2 separate regions of the Homo sapiens genome follow, and region 2 is linked to region 1. Evidence: chromatin loops called from intact Hi-C (ENCODE). Cell type or tissue: A673. All regions are shown on one strand. Region 1 overlaps MYLK (myosin light chain kinase). Region 2 overlaps KALRN (kalirin RhoGEF kinase).

What was found. Peaks named below come from ENCODE experiments on the same cell type or tissue, not always from the same donor. Only the 100,000 strongest peaks of a DNase experiment are listed, where the experiment ranks them.
Region 2: a loop joins it to region 1, with 3 times the contacts of the local background. A loop is called at or near these places in 1 of 110 quality-filtered maps.

Annotation. Positions count from the first base shown.
Region 1 is chr3:123,788,350-123,792,349 of GRCh38, forward strand. The region is part of intron 4 of MYLK (myosin light chain kinase); the gene reads right to left. Among named protein-coding and RNA genes, the nearest start is that of MYLK, 94 kb to the right of the region's middle. In A673, no CTCF peak of the experiment used is centred here; DNase peaks (open chromatin) are centred at 1,642 and 2,232.
Region 2 is chr3:124,183,044-124,187,043 of GRCh38, forward strand. The region is part of intron 1 of KALRN (kalirin RhoGEF kinase); the gene reads left to right. Among named protein-coding and RNA genes, the nearest start is that of MIR5002, 52 kb to the left of the region's middle. In A673, no CTCF peak of the experiment used is centred here; no DNase peak of the experiment used is centred here.

The DNA of each region.
Region 1 (4,000 bases):
TTCTTTCAAATTTCTCTTTTTTTTTTTGATTTGTTATTTCTTTTTTTTTTTAATTATACTTTAAGTTCTAGGGTACATGTGCACAATGTGCAGGTTAGTTACATATGTATACATGTGCCATGCTGGTGTGCTGCACCCATTTAATTCATTTAGCATTAGGTATATCTCCTAATGCTATCCCTCTCCCCTCCCCCCACCCCACAACAGTCCCCAGAGTGTGATGTTCCCCTTCCTGTGTCCATGTGTTCTCATTGTTAAAGTGCTAAACATGGTGGCTGACTGCTTCTGAGCTGGAAGTGAACTGAGTTGAAAGTTATTGGGAGACAGATACACTATTGTATAAAGTGGAAACTGAGGAATTATTCATGCTTCCATGGTTCAGTATTCTCATGTTCCCTTCCTCCACCTTCCACAGCTTAGACAGAAACATGCCTTGACAGGGCCAGGGCTGGCTCTTTATCACAAAGCCCACCTCAGCAAACGCTAAGGCCAGCAGTGTGAGCCGAAACCTCATTTGGGCTGTACTTCTCAAGAGACACTAAAGTATTAGCTCATCTGAGTCACAGCACAGCCAGGGCTTGTCACCATGTTTGCTTTTTTTTTCTGATAAGAATAAATTCCAGGGTAGAAGGGAAGAAATCTCCAGTAATTTCAGCATTTTTCCCACCATTGCTCTTTTCATACTTGACTCTGCTGGGGAAAACAGCCCATCAACACTTCAGCTACCAGCATGGGCAACAGAGCAGCTAGGGGTGTTTCCACCAGCCCCTGGCATTCGTGGAGCCCTGGCTGTCTGTACATGGAAGCCCCCAGCCACCCCTGAGGCCCAGCAGTGAACACCAGACAGTGGCGCAGTCCTGTGCACTTCTCGCCCCACCCTACTTACATCCTGTTCTACTAGGCACGTGAGCAGAACACAGAGCGCGCGTCTGAATTTTCATCTACCTCACTGTCCTCCCAAGCAAACAGCTGCCCTTTGACCCCGCCCCCCCAGGCCTAGCAACATCTTTTCATGGGAGGAGGCCTACACAGGTGTTAGAAGTGTGCTCAGGGCCATTTGGTAAAAAATTCCTGGGTCCTGGGTGCCCAGCACATGGGGGAGGTTTGGCTCCGGTGGGCGTATCCCTTGGGCAGACAGGTCTCCTGCTCTGCTGCTCTATGGAGAGAGAACAGCTGGATAAAGGAACAGGGGCTTCTAGGTTGTGGGCACGGGAAGAGGGATCTGGTTGCCTGGGTCTAAAGGTGGAAATGAGATAAAGTTGTATTAATTCCTGAAAATATAGTCTCCTCAAGCTTTGGGCTGGCAAAGCAAAAAAAAAAAAAAAAAAAGAAGGAACGGAAGGGAAGAGATGGGAAGGAGAGGGGAGAGGAGGGAAGGGGCTTAGGTCAAATCAGTAGATGCTAATCAAATAGTAGTTGTTGACTTCCTCTCATAAACCCTAGGCCCTGCTGGTTCAAGCCTAATGGCCACAGCCAGGGAGTGAATGAATTCTTCGAGAATGATTTCACTGCAGGACCACAATCAACTCAGAATAAGGAACCCCCATCCCTGTGCAATGTCTTCTCTCCTATTCATTCCCTTCATTTAAGGAGACACTATCTCCACATGCATCTCGCGAGCTATTTATCAGTTAGGAATACTTTCGGTAACATTTCCTGTGTGAATCACTGCAAAGATTGTATCTGGGACAGGCTTTGAGCTTTAGGATTTGTGTCTCTTAGCTGCTGGTTCTTTTCACTCTCTCCACTGCTGTCCCCCTGCCCCCAAACAATCCTTAGCGTGCAGGCTTGTTGCCTCATGGTTTTAATCTGGCTGCCCAAGCACCAGGCATTACACCTGTATTCAAGGCAGGAAGCAACGGAAGGGTGAAATATGAGAGCACCAGTGATGTCTTTTTATCTTCCTTTAATCAGAAAAGCAAGGGCTTTTCCAGAAGCTCCCTATCTGACTTCAGCCCAAATGTGTCACTGGGCTACCCTTAGCTGCAACGGAAGCCTCTACAGTGGACCCCATCATGGAACAGGGCAAAGGCAAAGGGGCCTGGTCATGGGTTATGTGTTGGCTACCCAATGTATCTCCCACAAGGTGGAAAAGCCCTAAAGGCTGTGAGGGACTGAGCCCACAGAGATGAGCATCTCGTCGTTTGGAGCTCCTTGGAAAGAGGCTTGAACCCCCAGGGGGTGCCTGTTATCCCATCTTAATGTCACCCAAGTCACTAGATAGAAAGAGGAGCTTTATTGAAGGAAGTGGTTCATTAAGTCCTTTGTCTAAAAACAGGCATAAAAAGGAAATGGGGCAGAGTAGGCAACAGTTCTTAACGTCTTACGAGAATAAAAACCAAAAGCACACATTTGAAGAACTTCTGATTGGCAGCTCCAAAGGCAGTAGGAAATAAATCTTTAGAACTTTCTCACATCTGTGGTGTCCACTTTGCTTCTCAGTGATGGGACGGTCCCTGAACCTCTTTCAGAAGAAGCTGGGAAGTCCTAGGTCCCTCCACTGCCTCCACCGTGGGCGCAACTTCACGGAGGAAAGCAGGCAGAGGTGCTGTGGGCAGAGGCCAGGAAGAAGATTCCTGTCAGCTGTGACAGGGACCAGCCTGGGTCCAAGAAGTTGCTTGAAGGCATACTTTTTAAGTTAGTCACTCATAAGAGGTTCTGCAAGAGCTCAGTTACCAGAGAAATGTGCTCCTGAGGCCATCCTGAGAGTGATACCAGGACTGGTTCCGTGACGATTGAGCACCTAGAACAGGACCTGGAGGGAGGGGTGTGTCCCAGGACCTGGAGGGAGGGGTCAGCTGCAGGCAAGGTCAAGTGGCCCCAACAGTGAAGGCTGACATGCATTGGAAGGCAGATCACCACTGACTATGCCCAATAGGGAACTGCAAGTTTTGAGTGTTTGGAGCTTATTATAACCAGCAACTCCTGCTCAAAACCCATGCCACCTCAGGCTAACACCACCTAACTTTTCACTTCTTTGAGGTCACCAGGTCAGAAACACCCCCTGTTTAACTTCGTCTTTGGTATCAGAACAACCAGCTCTCTTCTTCTGGGATCATGTGATGTGGCCCTTCCCTGATGCAAAAGTCTCTGTGTTGTTTCCTACACTAACAATACACACTTGCAGCATGCTAGCTTCCAGGGCATTTTCTTCTACAGTCTCTCCCTCTGCATTTGTCTCTGCAAGACAGCTGGATGCTTTCGACGTCTCTCTGGAATAGTCTTTCTTCTGTATACACCAGTGTGCTGCCAAGGCATTGTTCTGGGTTAATTCAAGTCAGGTGGTAAGTGGTCAAGTAGCGCTGCAGTCTGACTCATAAGGAACACATGCATTTTGACATATAGTCCACATGTAATATACAAGGTCAACTATTTCATCCATATAAGAAAAATAAAATTTTCACATAGAAAAAGCTACATTTTAAGAATACTGCAGTCAACACTGAATTAAATGACTAAATTGTTCACATTAAAATGGTTAAATTTATGTTATGTAAATTTCAACTCCTTAAGAAAAATACTGTCTTACCAAAGTATACTTTCTAACTTCATGAAGTACTTTTACTATCTATCAACTTTTCTTCTTCCACCCCTGTGGGCCAGAAATACAGAAACAGCCAGTTGTCTTTTCTCAGAGAAGGAAACCTTAGCCACATAGAAGGCATGGCTTGCCAACCAGAGGACACTGAGCAACAAAGAACTCCAGTGTGTTGGCTCCTGGCCAGTGCTCAGCAGATGCAAGTTCCAAATCGAGTCACTCAAGGCATGGTTCTTTCATGACACCAAGGTCAGCAAAGGAAGCAAAAGCATCATCACATGACATAGAGGCCGCCATCTCTTCCTCTCCATATTTGTTTGACTTGAGGAAGGAGTTTATGTCTCAGAAGCAGTATGGTAGGAGACTGTGTGTGCAGTTAAGATCCATTTTGCTGTCTGATCCGTTTCTCAAATGTTTTTACTTTTTAGTTTTCTAAGTGTATAATTCAGTATTTTATAATTA
Region 2 (4,000 bases), 390 kb after region 1:
CAGAATGTGACTGTAGAAATAAGGCTTTCAAGAGGTGATTAAGTTAAAATGATGCCGTTAGAGTGGGCCCTAACCCAATCTGACTGATGGCCTTATAAGAAGAGAAGATTGATTAGGGCACATGGAGAGAGACTGTGTTAAGCTGTTCTTGCATTGCTATAATTTAATTAATTACTGGGCAATTTTATAATTGCTGGTTAATTTATAAGAAAGGAGGTTTAATTGGCTCATGGTTCTGCAGGCTGTATAGGAAGCACAGTGCTAGCATCTGCTTCTGGTGAGGTCTCAGGAAGCTTCCAATCATGGTGGAAGGTGAAGAGGGAACAGGCATCTCTCATGGTGAGAGTGGGAGCAAGAGGCTGGGGAGGTGCTACACTTTACAGTAACCAGATCTCATGAGAACTAACTATTGCAAGGTCAGCACCAAGCCATGAAGGATCCTCCCCCATGGCCCAAAAACTTCCCACCAGGCCCTGTCTCCAATACTGGGGATTGCATTTCAACATAAGATTTGGGTGGGGACAAACATCCAAACTATATCAGACACCATGGGACACAGAGGGACAACTGTGTGAGGAGGCAACAAGAAGGCAGCCATCTGTATCTGCAGGCCAAAGGGAGGAGCATCAGAGGAAGCCAACCCTGCTCGACCTTGATCTTGGACTTCCAGCCTCCAGAGCAACCAAATAAATTGCTATGGTTTAAGCCACCCAGTCTGTGATATTTTGTTATGGCAGTCCTAGCAAACTAGTACCGAGGGCATTTTTGTTTTAAAGTGTTCATTAATCTTGTATAGCTTTAAAAATGTCTTTGTTCCAGGAAATGTGTTGGAGAAGGACTGAGGACTTAAAAGATGGACCTGCTCCTTCAGAATCCTATAGGTCAAGAGAGATACAAACAAATCAGAATGTAGTAATGAATGCCATAATCACCATACATATGGTGCTGTGGGGACAGAAGAAGGGGCAATTATATGTTGAAGAAATATTGGAAGTGACAGGTGAGCTGCTGCTTAAAAATGGGGTGGAGTTCTCAGAAAAGGAAGAAGGTTGTTCCAATCTAGACAAACCGAACACAGGCATGGAGGCTGGAAAGAGCATAGTGTGAGCACTTTGGCTCTAGAGTCACATGGATCTGGATTTTAATCTGCCTCCACCACTTAGTAGCTCTGTGACCTTGAGCAAGTCACTCTGTGCCCTTATGTCTTCATCTGTAAAGTGAGATTAATTGTAATACTACCTCATAATGTTGTTGTAAGGATGGGATGAATTAATATGGTTGAAGAGCTTAGAAGAATGTAAGTATTACATAAGCATTAGGTATTATAATTCTAAAATGCAAATCTTATGTCATTCCTTTGGGTTAAGCTTCTCAGTGCTTGTGTAGTAAGTCTGTGGAATAAATTCCCAACTCGTTAGCCTAGCTCTACCTTGATCCCCAGCCTCTTCCCCTGTGTTCTAGCCCTGCAAGACAGCAATGCCTACAACCTCTCCTATCATATTCTCTCCCTACTGCTGAAATAAAACTGCACATTCCTGAAGACACAGGTCAATTTTCAACTCCCCTTTGAAGCCTTTCCTGACCCTCCTGCCCTCACTTCTATAATTGTGTGATGTAGATCTAAATTGTAGCACTTATGTTTATATTCCGGTTCTTTTATTCATTTACCGCAATAGACCAGAGATACCCAGAAGGCTGGAACTATGTATCTTCCAGCCAAATTTTGTATTCTTATCATCTGGCACATACTGGGCACCCAATAAATGATTGTTGAATTAAAAAAATGAACAAATAGTGATTTGTATATAGTAATAGTATGTCTTAGACATGGGCAGATAGGTGGGGATGAGCCTGGAAGCAGGGATTTTGAAGGGTGGATCTGTATGAATGCATTTAAATGATGAATAGGAGGAGCCAGTTCAGTATAGCTAGCAACCATCTTAATTTCCCCATTTATGGAGGTTTGTTTGTTTGTTTTGTTTTGCTTTTGAGATAGGATTTCACTCCTGTTGCCCAAGCTGGAGTGCAATGGCGTGATCTTGGCTCACTGCAACCTCCACTTCCTGGGCTCAAGTGATTCTCCTACCTCAGCCTCCCAAGTAGCTGGGACTACATGTTCATGCCACTGCACCTGGCTAATTTTTGTATTTTTAGTAGAGACAGGGTTTCGCCATGTTGGCCAGGCTGGTCTCGAACTCCTGAGCACAAACCATCTGCCCGTCTTGGCCTCCCAAATTGCTGGGATTACAGGCGTGAGCCACTGCACCTAACCTCTAACAAATGCAACAAGCTACCAAAACTTATGTCAAGCTTCGGGCCAAAGCTTGTTCTTGGGCCCCATGTTTATTCTAGGCAGCTTGAATTTCTGTCCCTTCCTAGTTAGAAAAGGGACCACCTTGGGCTTCCTCTCTTCCCTGCTACCTTTGTCTTTCTCTCGGAGCTCTAATTAAAGCTGTGATTGTGGGGCTTCTGTGCTGGATTGTATCCACTGTGATCCTCCAAGGTTGAGGACTCGCCTTCCTTGGCAGGTCTGTCTGGTGCTGACTCTGTCGTGAGCAGTAGTTGCTCCAGAGTTTGTTCCTTCCTGTTCCTCTGGTCAGAGTCTCACCATGAGATGCCTTCAGCTCAGGCGAACCTGGTGCATAGATGGCACCAGTTGTCCTCTGCCTTGCTCTGGGGAGCTGCCTCATAAACCTGCAAAGTAGGTGGGGAGAGGGAGAAGAGGATCTGAGGTAGACCAAGGCCACTCAAGGGTCATTTGTCAGCCTAGCACTGAGAGGGTGGTAGTGCCCCTCCCCTTTCATTGTCAAGGCCACTGGTATACTTGTTTTTACCTGGATTGTAAGCAGGTTCAGTGCAACAGGCAGGTGCTGGGTGGTGCCAGTTGCTGGGAGATGGAGGAAGACCTGTGGTATCTGCCCCTGGGTCAAGGGAATTGCCCTCTGAATCAGGTTAGGAGTGGCAGAGGCATTGTTAGAGTCACACTTTCATGGTGAGCTGGAATCAGGTTACCTGGTTTCAGGGCCCAGCTTTTTTACCATGGTTTCTTCATCAGAGAAAAAGGATGTTTTCAGTGGAGTATCTTCATAAGACCTTGAGGGAAAGTTGGTAGAGAGAGGATACAGGACTCCTCTGAGGAACAGCAATGCCCTTAGAATAATGCAGCCTCAGAAGGGGCCGCCCTTGAGGAGCATAGCACTCCTGGATATTGTGTGTCAGGCGTCTCTTGAAGACATTTACCCCAGTGGTTAGGTACATGGATTCTCAAGCCAGGCTTCCTGAGTTCAGTCCTGGTTCTGTTATTTCCCTTCTCTGTTCCTCAGCATTCCCAAATGTAAATAGGGTAATAGCAGCAGCAAACTCCATGGGGTTGTAGTAGGGATTAAATGAGTGAATAAGTTAAAGATGATTAGAAGCAATGCTTAGCAAATGTGTAACAGATGCTATTTTAAAAATCTTAAAGTGTGATTGCCTTTTATGGTAAGTTCCAGAGGTGAGACCTTGTCATATATACTACTGAATCCATGCAGTGCCCAACCAGAACCTGTCCTAAGCAGGTGTCCAGTTATTTACTGGATGAAATACTGAAATCTACAACTTCCCTAGTTTATGTGTTCATCAGCAGGGAGCTAAGGCCAATAAACATGTTCCTCTTTCCCTAGGAGTAAAAACCCTCTCACAGTTCCCCTAGGGAATCATTCCTTTCAGTTCAACACAGTCCAAATTTCAACCATTAAAGTAACTCGTTCCTTTGACTTAAGATGTTTTGCTCCTGAGGCCTCATCAGTCCTCCAAGCCTGAGTGTATCCAATTCCTCCTGAGCAGGGTTTTTGACAGGGGTGATGGGACACTTGTTTGCCAGTTGGGAGGAGGGGTAGAAGATGGGAATGATGCTGAATTATGCAGGTGATTTATTTTGAAGGGGGATCTTAATGACTTGGCAGCATTGCTCAGAGCTCACCTTGGTGCGGGTGGGATATCTTGCTGAAAGACACAGTAA